4 separate regions of the Homo sapiens genome follow, and all the other regions are linked to region 1. Evidence: chromatin loops called from intact Hi-C (ENCODE). Cell type or tissue: CD4-positive, alpha-beta T cell. All regions are shown on one strand. Links, peaks and the distances in the headings refer to the core of each region. The heading gives the core; the rest is flanking DNA. Region 1 holds the start of PRDM4 (PR/SET domain 4). Region 2 holds the start of LOC124903009 (a long non-coding RNA gene). Region 3 holds the start of RIC8B (RIC8 guanine nucleotide exchange factor B). Region 4 overlaps WSCD2 (WSC domain containing 2).

The links. Peaks named below come from ENCODE experiments on the same cell type or tissue, not always from the same donor. Only the 100,000 strongest peaks of a DNase experiment are listed, where the experiment ranks them.
Region 2: a loop joins it to region 1, with 5 times the contacts of the local background. A loop is called at or near these places in 8 of 110 quality-filtered maps.
Region 3: a loop joins it to region 1, with 7 times the contacts of the local background. A loop is called at or near these places in 5 of 110 quality-filtered maps.
Region 4: it touches region 1 in a loop (6-fold over the local background); 8 of 110 quality-filtered maps call a loop at or near these places.

Annotation. Positions count from the first base shown.
Region 1 is chr12:107,758,803-107,764,743 of GRCh38, reverse strand. It overlaps PRDM4 (PR/SET domain 4), which reads left to right and starts at 3,607. Exons shown (of 12, transcript NM_012406.4): 1 at 3,607-3,787; 2 at 3,973-4,239. The coding sequence starts at 4,229. PRDM4-AS1 (PRDM4 antisense RNA 1) reads right to left here. Exons shown (of 5, transcript NR_120474.1): 5 at 4,776-4,972. RefSeq lists silencers at 3,317-3,896, 3,947-4,056. In CD4-positive, alpha-beta T cell, for the core only: no CTCF peak of the experiment used is centred there; DNase peaks (open chromatin) are centred at 3,013, 3,483, 4,143 and 5,123; H3K4me3 peaks cover 2,552 bases; H3K27ac peaks cover 1,029 bases.
Region 2 is chr12:107,094,720-107,100,660 of GRCh38, reverse strand. It overlaps LOC124903009 (a long non-coding RNA gene), which reads right to left and starts at 3,225. Exons shown (of 2, transcript XR_007063445.1): 1 at 3,191-3,225; 2 at 1,799-1,953. In CD4-positive, alpha-beta T cell, for the core only: no CTCF peak of the experiment used is centred there; no DNase peak of the experiment used is centred there.
Region 3 is chr12:106,771,314-106,777,254 of GRCh38, reverse strand. RIC8B (RIC8 guanine nucleotide exchange factor B) reads right to left here and starts at 2,573. Exons shown (of 10, transcript NM_001330145.2): 1 at 2,426-2,573. The coding sequence starts at 2,509. LOC100287944 (a long non-coding RNA gene) reads left to right here and starts at 2,424. Exons shown (of 4, transcript NR_040246.1): 1 at 2,424-2,565. RefSeq lists enhancers at 2,053-2,102, 2,873-3,424 and a silencer at 2,433-2,662. In CD4-positive, alpha-beta T cell, for the core only: no CTCF peak of the experiment used is centred there; DNase peaks (open chromatin) are centred at 2,714 and 3,014; H3K4me3 peaks cover 2,046 bases; H3K27ac peaks cover 1,342 bases.
Region 4 is chr12:108,191,031-108,196,971 of GRCh38, reverse strand. It overlaps WSCD2 (WSC domain containing 2), which reads right to left. Exons shown (of 9, transcript NM_014653.4): 2 at 758-1,690. The coding sequence starts at 1,139. All of the region lies in intron 2 of LOC124903077 (a long non-coding RNA gene), which reads left to right. Among named protein-coding and RNA genes, the nearest start is that of WSCD2, 65 kb to the right of the region's middle. In CD4-positive, alpha-beta T cell, for the core only: CTCF peaks have their summits at 2,750 and 2,955 (motif pointing right); a DNase peak (open chromatin) is centred at 2,941.

The sequences.
Region 1 (5,941 bases), core at 1,333-5,332:
TCCCATTTTTGTTGTTGTTGTTGTTTGAGGAAGTGTCTTGCCCTGTCGCCCAGGCCAGAGTGCAGTGGCTGTGGCCTGATCACAGCTCACTGCAGTATCAACCTCCCAGGCTCAAAGTATCCTTCTACCTCAGCCTCCCAAGTAGCTGGGACCACAGGCATGTACCATCATACCGGGCTGATTTTTGTAAAGACAAGGTTTCATCATGTTGCTCAGGCTGATCTTGAACTCCTGGACTCAAGAAATCCACCAGACTTGGCTTCCCAAAGTGCTAGGATTACCGGTGTGAGCCACTGTGTCTGGCCTTTCCATTGTCTTTATTGTCTTAACAGCACCATGGAGTCTCCTTAAAGGGGTAAGTCACCCTAAATCAGCAGTTAAGGCAATCTTTGAGCAAACATTTGCTGTACATCTCCAAGTAAATAGATATATGAGTCAATATGTGTGGCTTCAAATTATGCCAGTTTGACTTTCCCTCAGGCATCAGAAATTCATTGAATATCTAATATATGCCAGGTATAGTGCTATGTTGTATAGCATTAAATAAGATAGACATGAATCTTCTCCCCAAAATTTAAAATGTATTTGGCAAAATAGAAAATTAAACAATTAATTACAATAAAGATAGGTACTATGAGAGAGCATACAGTGGGCCTAGTCTGGGGAGTAGAGTCAGAACACTTCAATTTTTGTTAATCTTGACATAATTTTTTAATTGAATTTTTGAGGTATTTTTACATACAATAAAATTCACCAATGTCAAGTTTACTATTTGATTAATTTGGACAGATGTATACAATTGTGTAACCTCTACCACAATCAAGACCATTTTCATCACTCCTAAAAGTTCTCTTATGCCCCCACTGTAGGCAATCTCATCCCCCAACCCATTCCCAACTTCTGACAATCACTTCTCTGCTTTCTATTACTACAGTTTTGCCTTTTCTAGAATTTCTCATACCTGGACTCATAATATGTAGTCTATTGTGTCTGGTTCCTTTCACTTAGCATAATACGTCTTTGAGATCCATCCATGTATCAACAGCTTGTTCCTTTTTATTTCTGAGTATTCCACTGTATAGATACTGTACACTATCATTATTCATTTACCAGTTGATGGACATTTGGGTCATTTCCTGTTCTGGCCTATGACAGATAACGCAGCTATGGACATTGGCGTACAAGTCTTTGTACATATGTTTTTATTTTTCTTTGGTAAATACCTAAGGAGTGTGGAGAATTGGATGGTATAAGAGGTATAAGAAATTGCTGGCCAGGCATGGTTGCTCATGCCTGTAATCCCAGCACTTTGGGAGGCTAAGGCAGGTGGATCACTTGAGGTCAGGAGTTCGCAACCGGCTTGGCCAACATGGTGAAACCCCATCTCTACTAAAAATACAAAAGTTCGCCAGGCATGCTGGTGAGCACCTGTAATCCCAGCTACTGGGGAAGCTGAGGCAGGAGAATCACTTGAACCCAGCAGGCAGAGGCTGCAGTGAGCTGAGACCACAGCACAGCACTCCAGCCTGGGTGACAGTGAAACTCTGTCTAAAAAAAAAAAGAGAGAAAGAAAAAAGAAAGAAATTCTAAAATGGCTGTGGCATTTTTTTTGCATTCCCACCAACAAAATGTGAGGGTGCCAGTTGCTCCATATCTGTGCCAACACTTGTTATAGTTGGTCTTTTTAATTGAAGCCATTCTAGTAAGTGTGTAATATCACTTCATTGTGCTTTGATTTGCATTTCTTTGATACCTAATGATGCTGCACATCTTTTTGTGTGCTTAATCGCCATCCATATAGCTTCTTTGGTGAAATGGCTGTTGAAATTTTTGCCTAAGTTTTTAAATTTAATTGTCTTCTTATTATTGTGTTTAAAGGGTTCTTTATATAGTCAAGATACAAATCCTTTGTCAGATATTTGTTTTGAAAATATTTTCTCCCAGTCTCTCACTTGACTCATTTTGTTGACAGTATCTTTTCAAGATCAACCATTTTAATTTTGATGAAGTTCGATTTGTCATTTTTTTTTTTGAGATAGGGTCTCTCTCTGTCACCTGAGCTGGAGTGCAGTGGCACAATCTTAGCTCATTGCAACCTCATACTCCTGGGCACAAGCTATCCTCCTGTCTCAGCCTCCCAAGTAGCTGGGGCTACACGTGCATACCACCATGCCCAGCTAATTTTTTTTATTTTTTGTAGAGACAGGGTCTCACTTTGTTGCCCAGGATGGTCTCAAACTCCTGGGCTCAAGCGATCCTCCTACCTCAGCTTCCCAAAGTGCTGAGGAGAGAGCCACTGCACTTGCTCCAATTTTTTAATAGTTTGTGATTTTTTTGTCCTATCAAGGTCACAAAGATTTTTGCCTTTATTTTCCTCTGTAAGTATTATGGTTTTAGCTCTTACATTTATGTGACCTGATTTTTATGTTCACCTCTCAACTTAATAAAATTGTTCCAAAAGAACAGACATCCAAACCCAAACCTAGTGAAAGCATTCGGCCGGTAATAAGATACATCATCATTCTCTAGGCTCCAGATTTGAAGTGGCATTTCAGGGAATACTGTCTCTCAGTTGAGATGATGACCTTCTTGATTTAGATTTCTATTTGTTGTCAACAGAGAGCAAAACCAATGTGACCTGCCTGCCAATGTTCAGTGAAGTTTCCTCATCTGGAATGTGCTTTCCCCCCATGAGAAGTAAACGAAGGGAAACATTATGGGGGTTGACACCCCTCCCAGCTCTCGTCCAAAAGGTTGCATGTGCCTCTACCCTTTCACATTAGACTGAATTTTCAAAATTCATCAGTTCCCACTAGACTGCAGGCAGGTGAAGGTCAGGGCTTGTGCCTTGCTCTGTATCCCTAGGTTTGAGATGTAATTCAACAGACGCTTTGTGAATGACAGGAAGAATTCCTGGGTCTGCTGTTCTGCTGGTGTAAGGGAGCCACCAGGCAGTGTGGTGTAATTTCAACGTCTACTGCTCAGGAGCTTGGGACCACCTTCCTTTAAAGCCATCTCGGTACTCCTAGCGTTAGGCACAGTGCCTGGCGCGCAGTAGAGAACTGAGGGCAGAGAAAAGGGGAAGGAAATTTTGTTTAAAATCCCAAACCCCAGCATTTACGACGGGAAGCAGGGAAACTGGGCAGCCTTCAGGTGTAGCAGACGGCCGAAAATATTCAGGATAGAATCCCAATTCCTCCTGGGCAGCAGAGGCAACCCTCGGGGCCAAATCCCATACTTCGAATTTTGGGGGCTTTGTGTGGACCCATGCTTCTCTAGTAGGGGAATGTCATGAAGACGAAATCCTGAGTCTGCGGGATTTAGGGGATTCAAAACTCAATCCCTGCAGGAACAGCAGCCCTGGTCGCCTAGCAACCATGGGCCGATCGCTCGGCGCTCGATTCTACCCGGCCGGATGGAGACGCGGAACTCCCGGCCGAGCCTCTCGCGGCCAGTGCCTCTGCCGTGCGCACGCGCGGAGGGGCCTGGGCTGGGAGAAGGGCGACGCGGTGCGCGGGCGCCGCTTGCGGGCCGCGGCGGGGAGGGCGCACGCACGAGGGGCGGAGCGGCGGGCGCTGAGAGTGGCTGAGGATCCGGAAACGCGCCGCAGAGGGTGCGGCCCAGAGGAGGCCGCGGGCCGGGAAGGGCCGGGCGGGACGGGAAACGTTAGGGCAGCGGCCCCCGGGGTGAGGGGGCCGAGCGGACGGGCAGGGCCCCGAGGCGAACTCTGCCCGGATGAGGAACAAAGCAGTGGGGCAGGCGCGTGCGCCCCCAGCGCAGCTGGCAGGTGGGCTGCGCGCGGGCCCGGCCGGAGCGGGGCGGGGCGCGGCGGCCCGGCCTGCGGGCCGCGGGCGGGCTAATCCACAGCCCTTGGGTGGCGGTGTCGGCAGCGCCTGGGGCTTTCGGGTAGCTGGGATGGGGGCTGCGACCTTGTTGTGGTTTTGGTGACCGCTCTTGTCCCCACTCCCCCAGGTTGGGCAGCCCCCTTCCCGAAGCTTCTGGACGGAAGGCCCCAGGTGTTCCCCGAGATGCCCCAACCCGTGGCGGGGTGCACGGCCACCGGCCCTCGGGAGAAGTTGGGCGGCCCCGGGCGACCCCGGGGACGAGTGGCCGCGTCGGTGCAGCGGTTGTGAGCAAGATGTGGTAGCACGTGACCCTGGAACGCAAACCCTGATGCCTGTTCCCCACCACCCGAGCGCTCCTTTCTCTGATATTTGGCCCCAAGCCGATGCATCACAGGTGAGTAGGGAGGTGGGCTTCAGCACTGGTGACATCGTTGGAAACTCTGGCGAGTGAGTGTCCAGGGTCAGTGCCGTTGTTTTTGGTGCCATTGAGAAGGTTACAGGTGTGATTTGCAAAGGAAACAAATCCAGAAACTAGTGTTGGGTGGAATGTAATCTCATGCATCCTAATTTACTCCACATGTGGAAAGTTGTTCCCAGTAGCCACACGTTTATTGTTGGCTTGTTGACACCTTTTCCTGTGTCTTTCAGTTATTTGAGCGTTTAATATATTTTTCCGGATTCCAACGTGTATTGTTATCTTATTATGCTTCACCTTGAGTTTTGCTGGTATGGCAGGGACGATAGTGAGGGAATTAAGTTCTTAATTCTGCAAGCTTCATGCTGATGTTTAAGTACAGAAGCAGGCCACAGAAATTGTTGCATTTGGCTGTTTTTTCAAGGCCCTTTCAAAGGCCGTATGTTTAGAATAAGGAAGATAAGGCACAAATTCATTGAAATTATTGAAGCCCCACTGCATTTTTCAAAGTGGCTGCATTTCAGTTAGTTTATTATATTTTATGCGAAGAAAAAGGTGTAAAATCAGCAACTGGCAGATGGTTGCATAGGTCAGTTAGAAACACACACATAAACTGTAGAACTGTGTAGGAAATTATTTTACCCTAAATGAGTAGGGAAGATAGAGCTTAGTATCTTGATTCTTGCCTTCTTCCGGGATTGCTTCTTAGAATCTCATAGGAGAAAGAAAATGAGAATAGAACTGCATTTTAGAATGAGAAAGTCTTATGAGGATCATATTGTACATTCCCTTCATCTGCCTTCTCTCTGTGGGATACTCATTACCTTTGGTTTATGGCTGCTGAGGTCATCACGTTTTAGTGACTCACAACAAAGCAGAAATCTGCTGAGCCTCTCGCATTAAACTCTGGTTTGAACTGGTTTGAGAAGGCCTAGGAGTCAACCTAGAAACACCATGCTGATTTTTATCTTGAAATTAAATAAATATTCAGGAATTTTCAGAATGAGAGTTGAAGGTGCAGACTTGTAGTTGTACTTTTAAAAAAATATTGTAACCAATTTGTTAAGTAGGCTGTTACAGCTGTAGTGATTGTAGTGTTTTAATTATGGTTGTAGCTATAAAGAGTTAGGGAAAAGTCTGTTTTAAACCAACTCAAGCCCAGCAACTTTCAAAATTAAGGTAGATATGTTTTCTTTAGGCTACAGGGATTTTTTGCTTTTTTTGTTTTTAAGACACAGTCTCACTCTGTCACCCCAGCTGGCGTGTAGAGGTACAGGCAGAGCTCACTGTAGCCCCGACCTCCCCACTTCAGCCTCCCCTGTAGTTGGAACCACAAGCACGAACCACCATGCCTGGCTAAGTTAAAAAAAATGTTTAGTAGAGACAGGGGTCTCACTGTGTTGCCTAGGGACGTCTCCAAGTCCTGGGCTCAAGCGATCCTTCTGCCTTGGCCTCCCAAAGTGTGGGATTACAGGTGTAAATCACCACACCTGGGCTGCTTTATTTTATAGCATAATAAAAACTGTTATTAGCATGCTGTTCTTCATAAGGTGTACCTCATTTGCCAGGTGCTTCTAGCTGTCTTTCTGGTAAGGGTGATGAGTTTGCATAGCTCCATCCGATAAAATAAGAAAATTCAGAATGTCTGTTCTATACAAGGTACTAGGTTGGCCTTTTACAT
Region 2 (5,941 bases), core at 1,339-5,338, 660 kb after region 1:
GGCAATACAGGGAGACCTCATCTCTAAAAAAATGTTAAAAAATAGCTGGTGCATGGTGGTGGTCCCAGCTACTCAGAAGGCTGAGATAGGAGGATCACTTGAGCCTAGGAGGTCAAGGCTGCATTGACCCTGAGCTATGATCACCCGACTCCACTCCGTGGCCTGGATGACAGAGACCTTGTCTAAAAAAAAAACAAAAAAAAACAAAAAAAAACAAAAAAAAACAGAGAGAGAGAGAGACCCTTTTAAGAATAGGTAGACATGGAGGACCTCTCTGAAGAGTTAGCAAAAAATTCTGGATGATCTTGAAATAGTCGAAAAAGATTACTAGGTCTCTTGACCAGTGTACCCTTCAAGTTATTCTCTGCCTATCATTTTAGTTTTTTTTTTTTTTTGCTATATTTGAGCTATTTTATAACTCTGTAAATTGCAGATAATTGATAGCAATGCAAATGAATCCTGTCCTTGGACATGCAAATGAATGCTGTCCTGTGAAAGTACAATTGATCTCCATTCCCCTACCCCTCTGTGGAAGAAGTCAGTTTCACATATATTAAGCAAATTCATTTTAAATGCATGACGGCCTATCTGTGTAACTGCTCTTTGGATCCTCCGTTTAATCCATTGTAACATCATATGGGTTCCTTCATTAATTAGTGAGTTAAGTGAAATTTTTGACATGTTCATTTTATATTCATAAAAAAGTCATAACTTACCTTTAAAAAATAATTACAGTGAGCTATGACCATGCTACTGCACTCCAGCGTTGGCAACAGAATGAGACCCTGTCTTAAAAAAAAAATCACCCTTTAACACATTTAAATTCAATCCCCCAAAGACTCCAGTGTGAAGGATACTCAGCCAACATTCACATCATATCAGGATTGAACGAGCTGAACAGACTGTCTACTCCTTCATTATTTGTGTATTAACAGATGCCAAAAATCACCTCTGCAAGATGGGTTCAAGAGACAACACAGGCTTTTGATTTAGAGATCTGACTCACTTTTATCAAGAGTGTTCATGAAATCAAGGATACATTGATTTTTCTAACATTGTTGGCAGTTAAAAGAACCTTTAACAGGACTCATATATTTCTGAGCTCACAGCAGGGTCACGTTCATAGAATTTTAAAATAGCACAGAAAACTTAGAAATCATGTAGTTCAGTTCCCTCATTTTATAGATGAATTAGGCCAAGAAAACCTGGGTGACTTGTTCAAGATGATCAACTAATTTAATGGCAAGCTGAGATACAAACTGCTCTCTTCCTCTTAGTCCTGTACTCTCTTACCACCACAATGTTGGAGCCAACCAGAATTTCAAAAATGATTCCTAACAATGGCCTCCACCTCTTCTTTCCCCCTTTATACATAATATTCACTCTGAAAAGAATGGGAGTGTGTGTGTCAGTGAGGGATGGTATATTTTAAGGAAAGAGTTTTGGATCCAAAAACAGTATTAGTTTTTCAACGGGTTTGACTATGTATTTGTGTTTCTGAGTTTCTGTTTCTTCAACAGCAAACTGGGCACAGATTCTTATTAAATAATTATTAAATATTAATAAACTGCATAATTAAGATTACTAGGATTAATAATCTATACAAATAAGCTTGCACATAGTAGGTGCTCAAAAGCCATAGCTAGTATTAAATGGTAACCCTCCTCCCCTAAATCATTTATATGCCATAAAAACCCTTCAGTATTTGAGGAATGTGCAGTTGACACTACTGACACTTTTATAATAAATTAGCATTTTATGTTTAAATGAAAGTTATACACACACCCCCACACAGCTGTTTAAAAAAAAAAACCTGTTTTTATTGAATGAAAAATCCACAAACGTAAGTCAACTCTATACAAATCAATATTCTCTGCACCTCCCACTGTTTCATTTGGATGCTTGAAAACAATTCTTATGTCTTTAGACACAATCTGCTTACTTTCAAATTGCCTAAAAGGAAACACAAAACATTGTATTTTAAAAAGTACAATAATGGGCCCTGAAGAATGAAGCAATCCAAGTGAAGGCACAGCTCTGTATACCAGATCTGCTGCATAGGCGAGGGGAGGCTAAGTGTGGTGATGACCCAAGGCTTATCCTCATCAGTAAAAATGACCCATATTTGCTTAACACTTTACAGTGAACACAGGGTTTCCCTTCCCTTCCCTCCCCTCCTCTCCTCTTCCCCTCCCCTCCCCCTCTCCTCCCTAATCCCCCTCCCCTCCCCTCCCTTCCCTTCCCCTCTCCCCTTCTCTCTCTTTCTCTTTCTTTCCTTCCTTCCCCTCCCTCCCTCCCCCTTCTTTTTCTTTCTTTCTTTCTTCCCTTTTCTTTCCTTTCCTTTTCTTTTCTTTTCCCTCCCTCTTCCTTTCCTTTTCTTTTCTTTTCCCTCCCTCTTCCTTTCCTTTCCTTTCCTTTCCTTTCCTTTCCTTTCCTTTCCTTTCCTTTCCTTTCCTTTTCTTGACAGGGTCTCACTCTGTCACCCAGGCTGGAGTGCAGTGGCATGGTCTTGGCTCACTGCAGCCTCCATCTGCCAGCTACATCAATCCTTCTACCTCAGTCTCCCTAGTAGCTGGACCAGGCCTGGCTAATTTCTTTGTATCTTTTGTAGATATGGGGTGTTACCATGTTGCCCAGGCTGCTCTCTAACTCTTGGGCTCAGGGGATCCTCCCCAGGGTTTTCATTGTATTAGTATGTTCTCACACTGCTAATACAAATGTACCCGAGACTGGGTAATTTATAAAGGAAGGAGGTTTAACTGACTCACAGTTCAGCATGGCTTGTGGGGGGCCTCAGAAAACTGACCACCATGGTGGAAAAGGAAGCCAATACACCCTTCTTCACATGGAGGCACCAAGGAGAAGTACCGAGCAAAAGGGGGAAAAGCCCTTCATAAAACCATCAGATCTCAAGAGAACTCACTCACTATCATGAGAACAGAAAGGGGGTAACTGCCCCCATGATTAAATTACCTCCTGCTGGATCCTTCCCACAACACATGGGGATTATCAGAACTGCGGTTCAAGATGAGATTTGGGTGGGGACACACCCAAACCATATCATTCCAGCCCTGACCCTTCCCAAATCTCATGTCCTCACATTTTTAAACACAATCATACCCTTCCAACAGTCCCCCAAAGTCCTAACTCATTCAGGTATTAACCCAAAAGTCCAAGTCCAAAGTCTTACCTGAGACAAGGCAAGTCCCTTCCACCTATAAGCCTGTAAAATCAAAAGCAAGTTAGTTACTTCCCAGATACAGTGGAGGGAGTTACAGGCATTCAGTAAATATACCCATTCCAAATGGGAGAAATTGGCCAAAATGAAGGGGCTACAAGCCCCACATGAGTCTGAAATCCAATAGGGCAGTCATTAAACCTTAAAGTTCCAAAATGATCTCCTTTGACTTTATGTCTCACATCCAGGTCATGCTAATGCAAGAGGTGGGCTCCCACCTCTTTGGCAGCTATGCCCCTGTGGCTTTGCAGGACACAGCCCCCCTCCCAGCTTCCTTCACAGGCTGGTGTTGAGTGTCTGCAGCTTTTCCAGGTGCACGGTGAAAGCTGTCGGTGGATCTACCATTCTGGGGTCTGGAGGATGGTGGCCCTCTTCTCACAGCTCCACTAGGCAGTGCCCCAGTGGAAACTCTGTATGGGGCTCCAACCCTACATTTCTCTTCTGCACTGTCCTAGCAGAGGTTCTGCATGAGAGATCTGCCACCACAGAAAACTTCTGCCTGGACATCCAGGCATTTCTATACATGCTCTGAAATCTAGGCAGAGGTTCCCAAACTTGAATTCTTGACTTCTGTCAAGGCTGAACACCATGTGGAAGATGCCAAGGCTTGGAGCTTGCACCCTCAAGCCATGGCCTGAGCTGTACGTTGGCCCCCTTTAACCACAGCTGGAACACAGGGCGCCAAGTCCCAAGGCTGCACAAAGCAGCAAGGCCCTGGGCCTGGCCCACAGAACCATTTTTTCCTCCTAGGCCTCTGGGTCTGTGATGGGAGGGGCTGCTGTGAAGACCTCTGACATGCCCTGGAGACGTTTTCCCCATTGTCTTGGAGAATAACATTTGGCTCCAAATTACTTAGGCAAATTTCTGCAGCTGGTCTGAATTTCTCCTCAGAAAATAGGTTTTTCTTTCTTATCACATTGTCAGGCTGCAAATTTTCCAAACTTTTATGCTCTGCTTCCCTTTTAAACATAAGTTCCAATTCCAAGCCATATTATTTGTGAATATATAAAACTGAATACTTTTAACAGCACCCAAGACACCTCTTGAATGCTTTGCTGCTTTGAAATTTCTTCTGCCAGATACCCTAAATCATCTCTCTCAAGTTCAAAGTTTCACAGATCTCTTTGCTAAAACATAGCAAAAGTCACCTTTATTCTAGTTCCCAAAAAGATCATCTCCATCTGGGACCACCTCAGCCTGGACTTCATTGTCCATATCCCTATCAGTAATTTAGTCAAAGCCATTCAACAAGTCTCCAGGAAGTTCCAAACTTCCCCACATTTTCCTGTCTTCCTATGAGCCCTCCAAACCATTCCAACCTCTGCCTGTTACCCAGTTCCAAAGGTGCTTCCATATTTTTGGGTATCCTTATAGCAGCACCTCCCAGTAGCAATTTACTATATTAGTCTGTTCTCATGCTGCTAATAAAGACACACTCAAGACTGGGTAATTTATAAAGGAAAGAAGTTTAATTGACTCACTGTTCAGCATGGCTGGGGAGGCCTCAGAAAACTGATCATCATGCTAGAAGGGGAAGCCAACACAACCTTCTTCACATAGAGGCAGGAAGGAGAAGTGCTAAGCAAAAGGGGGAAAAGCCCCCTATAAAACCATCAGATCTTGTGAGAACTCACTCACTATCATGAGAACAGCATGAAGGTAACTGCCCCCATGATTAAATTACCTCCTACCGGGTCCCTCCTACAACACGTGTGGATTATGGGAACTACAATTGAAGATGAGATTTGTGTGGGGACACAGCCAAACCATATCATTCATATATATAATTTTAAAAGTATTCTTACAGAACCAAAGAAAGGCTGATATATACTTCTTGTGGCAACAGAAGCAGAAGTAGGGAAGACTATTCAGACAGATTGGCTCTCTAGAGTATTGAATTTACTTTATTGCTGCACTAGTTTGCTAGGGCTGCTGTAAAAAAGCACCACAAATTGGGAGGCTTAGAACAATAGGAACTAACTGTCTCGCAGTTCTAGAGGCCAGAAGTTCAAAATCAAGGTGTCAGCAGTGCGACAGTCCTGTGAAGGTGCTAAGAAAGGATCTGTTCCAGGTCTTTCTCCTAGCTTCCAGTAGTTCCTTGGCTTGTGGCAGCACAGTTCCAATCTTTACATGGTATTTTCCCTGTATGTATATGTATTTCTGTGTCTAAATTTCTCCACTATATGAGGCCACCAATCACACTGGATTAGGGTGCACCCTAATGACCTCATCTTAACTTGAGCATGTACAAAGACCTTATTTCCAAATAAGGCCACATTTATAGTCATTGAGAGTTATATGATTTTGGGGACACACAATTCAACCAATAAGAATTGCCATCTCCTTCTTTCTTTTAACTTTGCCAAACACACTGGTGGCCAACAGCACTCACTCACTCACTCATTCATTCATTAAATAAGCATTTGCCTATGTCAGGCTCTGTTCTGGTGTTGATGCAAAAAATAAAAACAAAAGAAAACTGAATACAGACCCAGTCCTTGAGAAATCACACTTCAGAGGGAATCAGAGGCACATTATTATGATAATAAGTACTATTACTGAGTTGGTATTGCTAGGAATGGGCACTTTTCAACTAATTTTCACGGTAGTGTGAAAAGTGATGTAACAGAAACATACTTGGAGAACCCAGGGAGGTCCTAAATTTGCCCTAGGGATCAGGAATACTTTCAGAAATTAGTTATT
Region 3 (5,941 bases), core at 939-4,938, 990 kb after region 1:
CTGCAATATGATGTTCAGCCATTTTCTTTGTATTATAATCAGCCCTACTATACTGGCCCTACTACAGTCAGTATTAAATATGAGAGCTTTCTCGCCAGGCACAGTACCTTACACCTATAATCGCAGTACTTTGGGAGGCCAAGGTGAGAGGACTGCTTGAGCCCAGCAGTTTGAGAGCAGCCTGGGCAACACAGTGAGACCCCATCTCTACAAAAAATGAATTTAAAAAGTTAGCCCAGTGCTGTTGCACGCACCTGTAGTCTCAGCTACTTGGGAGGGTCGGTGGGGGGGAGGAGATGGAGGCTGCAGTGAGCCGTGATTGCACCAGTGCACTCCAGCCTGGGTGACAGATACAGACCCTGTCTCCAAAAAAGAAGGGAGCGCTTTCTTCTGAAAGAGCTAACTGACCCAGTTCACATCTAGTCAGAGCACTCTCAGGCTTGATCCCAAAATTACAAGGGTTTGGGAATCTTTTGAAACACTTCAGATACCACCTTAAGCAAGACACACCATGCAAAACAACCTTAAAAACATTCCCAATACAAAAGGGGAGCTGGAGATGTTCAGGATTTAAGCTCTGACAGCACCTGGCCAGGAGTGGTAAGTAGATACCAATCTGGAGGGAGACCAATGAGAAGAGATAAATTGGAGGAAGCAAATCTGGAGTCTAATTAGTTTAGCCATAAAGGGAAGGAGAAATATTAAAGAACGTGATTATATCCAGTTGAAGGTTTTTCCTCCTTCCTCCCCTACAGAAACAAATTCCTATTTATTGCTGGGTATCTGGCATATAGTAAGTGCTAAATAAACATTAGTTGATTCAACAAATGGCCAAGTTCTCTTTGCATTTCTTGCTTCTGAAAATCAGTTTGAAGCTGCCTTATATCTTTTCTGGAAAGCAGTAATAAATCGGGTTAAATCATAATCTCCACAATATGTACAACTATGCATTGAATGAGTTATTCCTAAATTAGGCAGACATGTTCAACAATAAAGTGTATCAGAAAGTGAAGGAGCTAAGATATGAATAGATAGAACCTATGAATCTTCCCAAGGAAAGCAACACAGTACGGCAGAAAGAGCGCTCGCTGGACTTGGAGTTGGACAACGTAAATTCAAATCTCAGCTCTATCTCTCAGTGGCTGTGTGGACTTGGGACCACATTATCATTCTAAATTTTATCATTTGTGAATTGGGGAATACCATCACTCTCCTCCCAGGGTTGTTGGGAAGATTAAACGGGAATTCAGCCACCAGTATGCCATTTCTGCCCCGGGTGGAAAAGATTCAAAAATAAGACACCAATTGTCAGTAATACAAAGTGGATGGATGCAGTGGTGGACACAAAGCAAACACTGAAGGGGAGACGATGTACGGGGGCAAAAGAAAGAAAAACATTAACAGCTAGGTTGTGACTTGGTGTTGGGTGTGTTTTCACAGAAGGGAGTCGCCAGTCATTCCTATAAAGCAGTCTTCTAAACCAAAGGATAAAGGTGTGGTAGGCTATCTTTTGAAGTGAGCATGTAAAATTCCTGGAAGGAAAAGTAATGAAGAGCTAACGGTTCTTGGAAAGAGGTTCTGAGAAGTGACTGGGATTTATAACAAGATACTCTTTTACGCAGAGTTGTGAAGTGGAAAGAACTAAACTGGAATACCAGCTCCAAGTATGACCTTGGGCAAGTTACTTAACCAATCTAGAGTCTCAATTGCAAAATGCAGATAATACCTCACAGGATTGCTGTAAGATTAAATAAGATAATGGATAGGAAAGCTGTTAATGCGATACAAATAACAGGTATCATTAGGAGTTACATTCTCCACCCACTTACAACATTATATGTCCATGACCTTGGGCGTGATTTCAGCTCTTTGCACCTCGGTTTCCTCATCTATAAAATGGGGAGGATGATACCATCTACCCTATAAACACTCTGAGGATCAAAGGAGACCATAGATGAGACATCAATGCCTTGAAAACCGTACAGTGCTAAACGTATAGAAACTGCCATCGTTGCTGATACATTTGATGCATGTCAAGGGCCGTGTTTATGCAGGGAAGCACGTATTTTTATGCTATACAGGTGAGGAAGCCTCTCATGCATTTATGCATCCAGGAGTGGGGCACGGGGCACAGATGCACATCTACGGATTCCGGGGGTGTGACTTGCACGCTTGAGAGGAGGACCGGAGGTCAAGCTGCTGGGCCAGGAATCAGAGGAGTGGGCGCTACAGTGGGGGTAGTGGGATGCAGGATGCATGGATGGAAAAGGCTGGGGGCACAAACACGCATGCCCAAGCCGGAAACGTTTTCGGGGGAGAGCAATGCGCATCCCCGGAATGAGGGGGGTGGGGAAGGATGCGATGTGCAAGCACGGAGGGCGGCCCGGGGGTGCGATACCGCACGCCCGGGGCCAGGACTCTTTACCTTGTCGCTGTAATCCCTCAGGACCCGCTCGATAGCCCCTGCTTCGCCGGCCCGGACGATGTAGAGGGCGCGCTCCTCATCCATGGCCGCAGGTGCGGGGGAGCCGCGGCCGCTCTGCGCGCCCAAGCCGCTGCCTCCAGGTAAACGCCTCGCGCCCCCGCTCGCTCCTTCCCAGCTTCCTTCCTTCCCTCTTTCCCTCCCTCCGTCCTGCCTCCAACCCGCCAGCCTCCGCCCGGGCCGGCCCGACGTCACCGCCCCTCAACTTTCACCCCGCGACGTCACCGCTCCCCCAGCAACCGGCGCCTCACGGCCGCCCCTGACAAGGCCCAGGACTCGGTCGAGGCCTGGCTAGCGGACCGAGGCGGAGTCAGGCCCAAGGCCCTGCTTGCTCTCCTGCCTCTCCCTCCCTCGGAGAACTGTCCAGTCTTTTAAGGGGGCTTTCACAGACTGAACCGTTCTTCTTTCCTGACCCTCCTCTATGAATCATTCTCAAAGGACTAGAGCAACCCGGCTCTTCCCCGCCCATCTATGAACCAGCCGCTAAATGGACTGCAATTCCCTGCATGCAATGGGGCTATCCCGCTCTTCCATCTAATTTACTGGCGTGCCGAATGGCATGCTGGGATTGGTAGTCATCCAGCCGGAAAGAATTCCCGCCAAGGGCATGCTGGGAACTGTGGTACCGCGAGGGCCGGAAACGGGAGTCTGGCGGCCGCCTGAGGCCAGCGGCGGGGAGACCGTTAGAGGGAGGGTCTAAGCGTCTGCTTCGGTTTTGTTCGTTATGTCGCTGACTGTCCTGCTTCAGTCTCGGCTGGCTGGGCTGGCTGGACTGGCCGACGGTCGCGGAAACTGCCATCCCTTGGTGGGAACTGTCAAGCACGGTTTAATTCCCTTTTCTCATTTAGCGGTTTCGGTCTCGGGAATTCCTTCCACCCTTATTTGCGTTCTTGTTATGTACTCAGCTACAGTAATGTGGGAAATAATTGAAGGCAGTTATCTGGATAAAAGAGGACTCGGCGATTTTCTGCCTTAATACTAATCTCTAGCATGCATCTCGTGCCACCGGGGCTCCAGACTCTCTTAGGTAATTTCCCTATATCCTCTAATTCTCCCAACACAAATTTTTGTGGAAATAAAAAGGAACCCGAATAGTTTCAGTAATTTATCCTAAGTCACACGGCCAGAGAATGGGAAAGTCGAGGTTTGAAACCAGGCCTTTCCCCCCGAAGCGGCCGCTCTACGACCTCCGGGAACTGTAATAATACCGATACAGTAGCGGTGGTGGTGATGACAAAGATTCCCATTGCCCCGGTGGTAATTACGTGTCAGGCACTCTGTTAATACTTCACCTGTGTTAGCTCAATCAATTTCATACACATTCATTCAACAAATATTTGAGAGCCTGTGCTGTGCCCAGGTGCTGTTAAATGCAGTGTGGATACAGTGGGCCCAAAGTAAAGTCCCTGCCTTCATGGAGCTTCCATTCTAGTGAGCACCCATATGAGTTATTCTCATTTTAAGATGAGGAAACTGAGTCTTGGAGAGGTTAGTTGGTTAATTTATCAAAATTGCAGATTTTTGGAAACTGAATTTGAACTCAGAGCCTGTGCTCTTTCTGCTCTCCCAAGCTTTTTTTTGATGGAAAGTGGATGAATTCTCCAAGTAATTTCAAGTTTTCCATTCCAAGCAGCCTTTACCCATAATCATCCTTGATGTCTCCCCTACCAGTCTCTCCCTCTTGAGCTGTGCTGAAGAGGAACTAGAGGGGGCAAAAGTTTATTTATCTAATGATTGAATTTCTTCTATGCTGTGGTAGATATTCTGCTAGATACTGGGAATTCGGAAATAAGAACGAACATGGGACCTGAGTTTATGGAGCTTTTGGTCTTTCTGTATATTATACTTTCCATGCAGCAAACATTTATTGAGCATATTTGAGTCAGGCATTGGGGTAGGTGCTCTGTAATAAATTAAGTCAGAAAGATTTTAATCCATCTCTCCAAAAAGCACATTTTAGTAAGGTCATGGAATAGTTAGCTAATTTTCTAAGCTAATAGTAACATCTTGCAATTGTTTTTAACAGTTTACAGAACTTTTTAATACTTCTAATCTCAATGGATCATTGGGGAAGGTATTGTTCCCACTTTATAGATAAGAAAACAGGGTCAGATGAGTTAAGTAACAAGAACTGGGACAAAAACTGAGAGCTGTTAACAAAGTATTTGGGTGCCTGCTCTGTGTCCAGTACAGAATTAAGTGCTTTGGGGGTATCCATATATTTATTTTTGGAGCAAGGGTCTCCCAGAGACGATATTAAACGAGCACAAAGTATCTTATTTCCGTAGAGATGTTTCTCTTTAGAATTCTTTTAGAAGGTCTCTGACATTTCAGACACATGTCTTTGAAATGTCTGTTTGCCAGAAATAGGCTATGTTTTTAGTCTCCAACTCTGTACTTCTAAAAAGAGATTTAAAAAATGTAAAACGAGATGAATTAATGACTTGGGAAGTTGTACTTTAGTAATTTTAATTAAATGTTCATATTCTGATTTTGTAACTCAAAGGGATCTTTGACTCTAATTCAAGTCATCTTTTGACCACTGACGAGACTCTGGTTCCAGAAAAATTAAGTGGCTTGTCCAAGGTCAATAGCAGACTCTGGGAATGGAGCCTAGACTAGCTGAGTCCTAGGTCACTACATCACTTTACCTCCTTGAATATTAGTTACGGGATACTTTCAGGGACTAGAGACTCTAGTCCTGTTCTGACTTCACTTCCTGGTGATGCTTGAGTGGCATGATAGCAAGGAATTAATATTTAGAGCCTTGGTAATCAAAGCAACAAATATTTTTTCACAAGTCGTTGCTCTTACAAACAGTAATATAGTAATCCTATATATATCTATGGATAGAGATTTTAAATTCTTAAAATATCTCCACATAGATTATTTGATTTAATCCTTACTATAGCTGAAATTGCAAGATCAATAAGAGGCACTATTTTCTTTTTTACAGAGAAAAGGGAAGTTCAGAGTATTGATTAGCTGGCTCATAAGCAAGGAAGTTTGCTAATAAGTGGTATAGTTAAGGGCTAGAAGCACCCTGGGCTCTGATAACATAAAATATTATGGACTTTCAGGTTAGGGCCAATGAAAAAGCCTGCAAATAGATACTAGTCATTTATTTTGGACTTTGATATATCCTGCTGTGGCATTTCCTCTTGCCATGACAATGGGCTAGTTGGAATGTGCCAAACTGAAGGTCTTTAATGAGTACCTGGTGCTAACAGCTTTTAAAATTCAACTGTTATAATATTTTGAATACATTTTCTTTAGAAGAAAGCAGAATTTAAAGCCTTGGCAGTTTGGTCTATTGGCTACAGCTCCAGAACTGGAGTTCAGAGAATTCCACTAATTCAAGATATGACTTGTCACTCAGCAACCACCACCTCACTATGTGAGGCCACTCACTCAGCCTTTCTTGAGGTTTAGAAATTTAGAACTGAAATAATAGCTGGA
Region 4 (5,941 bases), core at 1,357-5,356, 430 kb before region 1:
ACCAGCTGCGCAGCTTTGGGCAAGTGTCTTCCCTTCTTCAAGCCTCAGTTTCCACATCTGTTAGCTGGGCACAGGATAATAGGGGCCTTGTTTAAGCCCATGAAGTGTAGTGAAAATCAAATAAGGTAATGCAGTCATGAACAAAAGCCTTTTTAGATTATAAATGGCTGAGAAAATGCAATGAAATCTATCCAGGGCAATGATCTCTCCTGAGATCCATCACCAAGGGACCCAGCAAGATGGACTGAGAGACAGTCTGGTGGAGCAGAAGCTCTGCCACTTAGCTGTGTAATCTTGTGCTCTTGGTACCCCACTTTCCTCATCTTTAAAATGGGAATAAATAAAATCTATCACCTACAGTTGTGGTGATGTTTCTATATATGTAAAGTGCTTGGAAACAGTACTTGGTGCCTAGTAAGTACCCAATAAATGCTGACTGTTTTATTTTCATGTATATTTAACAAGGACTGTAAAAGGCTACAGGGGAGAGTCAGACTTTGACCTCTGATAGATGTGGAGTTCAAATCCAAACTTGCCTCTTGACAAGCTGTGTGACCTTGGGCAAGCCGCTTCATCTCTCTGAGCTTCAATTTTCTCCTCTGTGCAATGGGGATGATAATGGCAGGCACTATTTATAGCTACAATGATATGACAGCTGGTTCCTATTAAACACTGAAAACTGACAGCTGTTATTACATTGTTAGTATCTCCTCCCTTCTCCCCAGCCCCTCAGTGTCCAGATGTTCCTCGCTCTTACCTCGCTCTTCCTCCTTCTCCCGGACAACCCTCCCCTTGAGGGCTCGGCTCCAGGCTCCACCGTAGTCGCCAAGCTTGGCTCTCTCATTCCCATCCTTGCCCTTGAACCAGGGTCCGTACCTGCGAGCAATGCTTGAGGCTTCACCTGTGTCCCGGAAACCTCTGCCCAGATGCATGTCACCCAAGAAGGACAGCTCAGCACCCTCAGCTGGGCCTCCTGCAGCAGCGGGGTTCGCCTGGTTCCCCGAGACAGCGGGCTGGCCCACAAAGCCAGAGTGAAGGAAGACAAGGCTCCCAGCAGTCAGGTAGAGTGCCAGGAAGGTAAAGAAGCGCACAGGTTTCCGGCGGAAGTACCGCTGGAATTTGAACCAGAGCTTGGCCATAGTGGGATCATTCCGGACTGGCTCTCTGGGGCTTGGCTGGGGTGCTTGGGAGAGGATGGAAGGGGCTTGGTTTCCCAAGCTTTCCTTAGGGATGGAACACTTGGGGGTCCTCAGTCTCACTCTTCCTGAAAAAGTGATCACCAAGGCCAGAAGGGGAGGGCAAGTTCAATGCTTGGCTGAGGCCATGAGAAAGGATGGAGCTTACCAGCCCTCCCAAACTGAAGGTGAGCTTCTTTGGGCCAACAAGGGGGTTTTGAGGCTCAGAACACACATAAGTTGGTCCCATTTTCCTACATATTGTTCTTCACTTCAGAGTGTTCCTAAAGAACTGTGAGAATAGCACTTGGAGAAGGTTTCTGAGGGTTACCAGCAGCTGCAGTTCACTTCTTGCCCTTTCTCTGCTCCTCAGGCCAATGGATCTGGGTTATTTCACTGGGGGCCTTGTTTCTGGCCTCTTCCCCAGCTGAAGACCAAGCTTGGCCTTTCTACCTCATGGGAACAGAAGCTGGTGGGCCTCCATCCAGTCAGGCATCAGGACTCAGGGATGCCACCTGCAAAACAGCAGAGACACAGGCATGAGAAGCCCCTTCACCAAAGCACAGAACCCACAGGGTTCTTGAGCATCCTACAGGGAAATGCAGAGGCCCGGAGAGAGGAGGAAACCACCAATGGCATGAAACAGTTTAAGAGCAGTGCTAGATAAAGAGCATCCCTGAGTCTTCTAGAACACTGCCTTTTTCTTGACACCAAACTGGGAATTTAGGGACCTGGATCCTAGTGGGCCCTAGTTGGGGACAAACTTTGTCTTGGACAAGCACAGGTTCTTATGGGCCAGTGGTTTGCTTTGCTCCATACTTCCTATATATTTGTCAAATATATACTGATCCAAGGATTACCTTAAGTCTGAAAAGTACTTTCAAGGTCCTTGCTGAACTACCTGCTGAACCTGGGCAATTCTGAACCAGACCAGATTCATTCATTTTTTTTCCCAACAAACACTCAGTGAGACCTACTTTGTGTGAGGCACTGTCCTAGGTGCTGGAAATTAAGCTGTGAGCGGCAGAGGCAAAATCCCCTCTTTCATAGAGCTCACATTCTAGTGGGAGAAATAAAATCCATAGCCCCTCTCCTCTATCCAAGAAGGAAAAGGAAAAAGAAGGAAAGTAGGGTTATTTAGCAGCATATTTGTCCATTCAGTGTTTATTGAGTGTCTACCATGTGCTCAGCTTTGTGCCCAGCCATCTACACTTGTCTCCTTTATTGCTCCCAACATTCCTATGAGAGGTAACTATTTCTCTTCTTTACAGATGAGGAAATGGAGGTCACACAGCTGGTGAGTGATGGAGCTGGGATCTGGACCCAGGACAGTCCAAATCGCAAATCACAGCTCTTAACCAGTGTCTCTTTGACTCTGCCTCTTTCCCACATAGTCTGGACATCACTTGAGAATTCAGAGACAGCCCCCCAGACGGTAGCCCATCCTTACAGCCTCCCGGTCACCAGCATGGCTCACCCTTTGTCAGGGTCTCCCGGGTGTGGGTCTGAGAAACAACTGATTCAGAATCACCTGAGAGCCTGGTGAATATAGATTCCTAACCTTTCCAACCAGAATGTCTGGTTGAGGGGGAAACCCACATCTGTAACCAGGTGCTCTCAGATAATGGTAATGAGCACAGAGAGTTGAGTACCACAGCTTTATGAGTAAATGTTCAGGATCATCAGTCAAGAGGAAAAATAGAATGTAAATTAGAAAACAGAAAACCCCATTTAGCCAATGCTTTTTCATATTACCACCAGCAGGGGGCCCCATGACCATCTTAGCCAACGCCTGAGATTCCATAGTCAGCCAATGGAAGATACAAATTGTAACATACTCTCCTAATCCAGACAGTAGTGTGGGCATTTAACTGTGGTTTAAGGTAGAGTCTGCCATCCCATTTATTCAAGAACTAAGTACTGAGCACATACTATGTCACCCTCGTAGGCACTTGGAATAAATAAGTGAACAAAACAGACAAAAATCCATGCCTTTGTAAAGTCAAACTATCTGTCCATCTATCCATCCGTCTGTCATCCAGCAGTCCACCTACCCATCCAGTCATTAAGCCAACCCTCTATCCATCCACCCATCCATCCATCCAACCATTCATCTGTCTGTCATCCAGCATCCACCCACCCATCCATTCGTTAACCCATCCGTCCATCCATCCATCTATCCATCCATCCATCCATCCATTTGCCTTCCGGCAGTTCACCTACCCATCTATTCATTGAACCATCCATCCACCTACCATTAATCTATTCATTAATCTGTCCAACTATACATCCATTCATCTATCCATCTGAACTATAGCAGCCCATCCATCCATCCATCCAACTCTCCACCCATCCAGTCATCCACTCATTCTTCCATTTATTTAAAAACATATGCTGATTGCCTACTATGTGTGTGTTTGAGATGCAGGAATAAATAATTCACAGTCCCTGCTTTCAGAGAATTCAGAGTCAACTGAGGGAGAAAGCAATGTAAACAATCACTATGCTAGACAGACTATGATAAATCCCATAGTAGATGTGTGTACAGGATACAGCAATCAATATTATAGTTAATGTTTATTGGACAGTTAATACATGCCAGACATTCTTCTACACATATACATACTCTCATTTAAACATTTCTATGAGGGAGACCTATATCTATTTTTACACAAGAGGGGAATGAGTATCAGAGAGATTAGGTAACTTGTTCAGGGTCACAGAGCTAGTAAGTGGCAGCAGGATGGTAAACCCAGTGCCACCTGATTTCAAAGCCTATATTCCTAACCGTATGTCTATTCTGGTCTTGTAACTCTTTGAGGATCTCATGACAACTATAGATATATGCCCAGAAAAAAAAAAAGCCCTTGCACATAAGCTCCCAGAATTTGGCTTAAAATATCAGGGTGGGGTTTGGACCCTGGGTTGAGAAGCCATGGAATGTGGGAGCCCAGGGAAGTGAGGGTCTGCAACTGCCTGGGGGAACCATAGAGGGCTTCCCCAGGGAGGAGTCTTTGAGCCAGTAGGTCTTGCAAAAGGAGTCAAAATTCTCTGGGTGAAGGAGCAACAGAAGGTTAGCCCAGGGAAGAGGAACAGCCCACATGAGGGTGCATCACTGAGGGGTAAGAAACAAAGGAGCTTGGGGGACTGTGGGCTGGGAACACAGCCAAGCAGTGGGCAGGAGCCAGACCATGGGAAGCCTTGGATGCCAAGCTCAGGAGTTGGGACTGTGTTCTAAAAACACACATGAGAATCCACTGAGGTTTCATGGTCGTGCCAACACGTGCCAGATGTTTCTGCAGCTGGGATGGGATGAGAAAAAGCCAGCAGTCCTCGTGGGATGGGCAAGGGGACACCAGCCCTTCCAGAGGCACTCAGGCAAGAACAGAGGTGGACTCCACAGGCAAACAGACCTGGGTTCAAATCCTGCCTCTTCCATTACCCCAGGTGAGTGACTGGGGCAAGACATCCCTTCTCAGCAAGACTCAGGTTCCTCACCTGTAAAGTGGCCTAAAGGATCTTGACTTCTCCCCTAAAAAGTATGTTGCTGGAAGGACTGAATTAAACATTGTAGGAGGAATACCTGATGCATAGGAGATGCTCAAGATAAGCCCCACCTCCGCCCCTCAAGGGCACATGTGAGACACTTGAAAGCCATTTGCCACCTCAGCACATTTGCTGTCGTGGAGACAGCAAAGTTTTCAGCTGTAGTGTTCCCTGTGGCTTTCTGCCTCTCTCAGGATATTTCTGGGTCTAGTCCTTTTTCATTGTTCCCTCTTCGTTCTTTCATATTCCAACACATCTCTTCTCTAAGTGGGTGCGAAAGGGGCTTTAAGAGGATAATGAGCTCATTAGGGGCTGGCAGGGAACAGAATGAGACTGAGGCATGGGTGATGTGGAAAATGAAGGAGATCTGCCGGAGGGATGTGGACCGTGTGGAGAGGGGCTGTGTCCACCCCCCACTTTCAGAGCTCCCTTTTCTCCTGGGGAGGGAAGGTGCTGACCTGAGCCATCCCACAGCATCCTGCCGGTGCTAGGAGGAGGCAGGGGCTCGCCCAGAGGAAGAGCCCCCTGGAAGCTGAGCCCCATGGAGGGGATAAGGCTATTTGATACATAGGAGGGTCCCAAGAAACACTGGTAGAGAAAAATGAGTAAAAAGAGTCAGGTTCATCCCCCCAGGGCTTACACCTACAACCATGGCTTCACACACTGGCCAAAACACTCAGGTGACAGCCTTGGAGAACTGTAAATCCAGGGCTCTGTGGAGGTAGCATTTGTGTTACTCAGCACTGGGTGGTTCTGGGGTTCAAGGGTTCCAGGATTCGGCTGAGCCAAAGCCCCATATCCTCAAAGGTATCCCAGACTCCCCTGCCTCCCACATCCATCTGTCATTCTCTCTCTCCTGCCTCTCTCTCCATCTCTGTCTCTCCAAGTCTCTCTCTAGTCTGTCATTGTCCCTTTCTGCTATCTCTCTCCAGAGAGAAATTCTGCCTCAAAGGTAATGGGGAAATGAAACTAACTGCATTTGTTGAATACCTACTATATGCTGGATACTGTGTTTGAAGGTTTTACAAATACGTTCTCCCATATTCCTCCCTCTGGGATAGCTGCAAGGCAGGTGTGATGTTTCTTCACAATCCACAGATAATGTGTCTACAACCCTGGGTGAGACAGGGGCTGTTGGCCTTCAGCAACCCACTTCTCTCTGTCTCTATTTGTTCATAGCATGTTGAGGATTATAATTGTATTAATATCCCCTCCTGTCA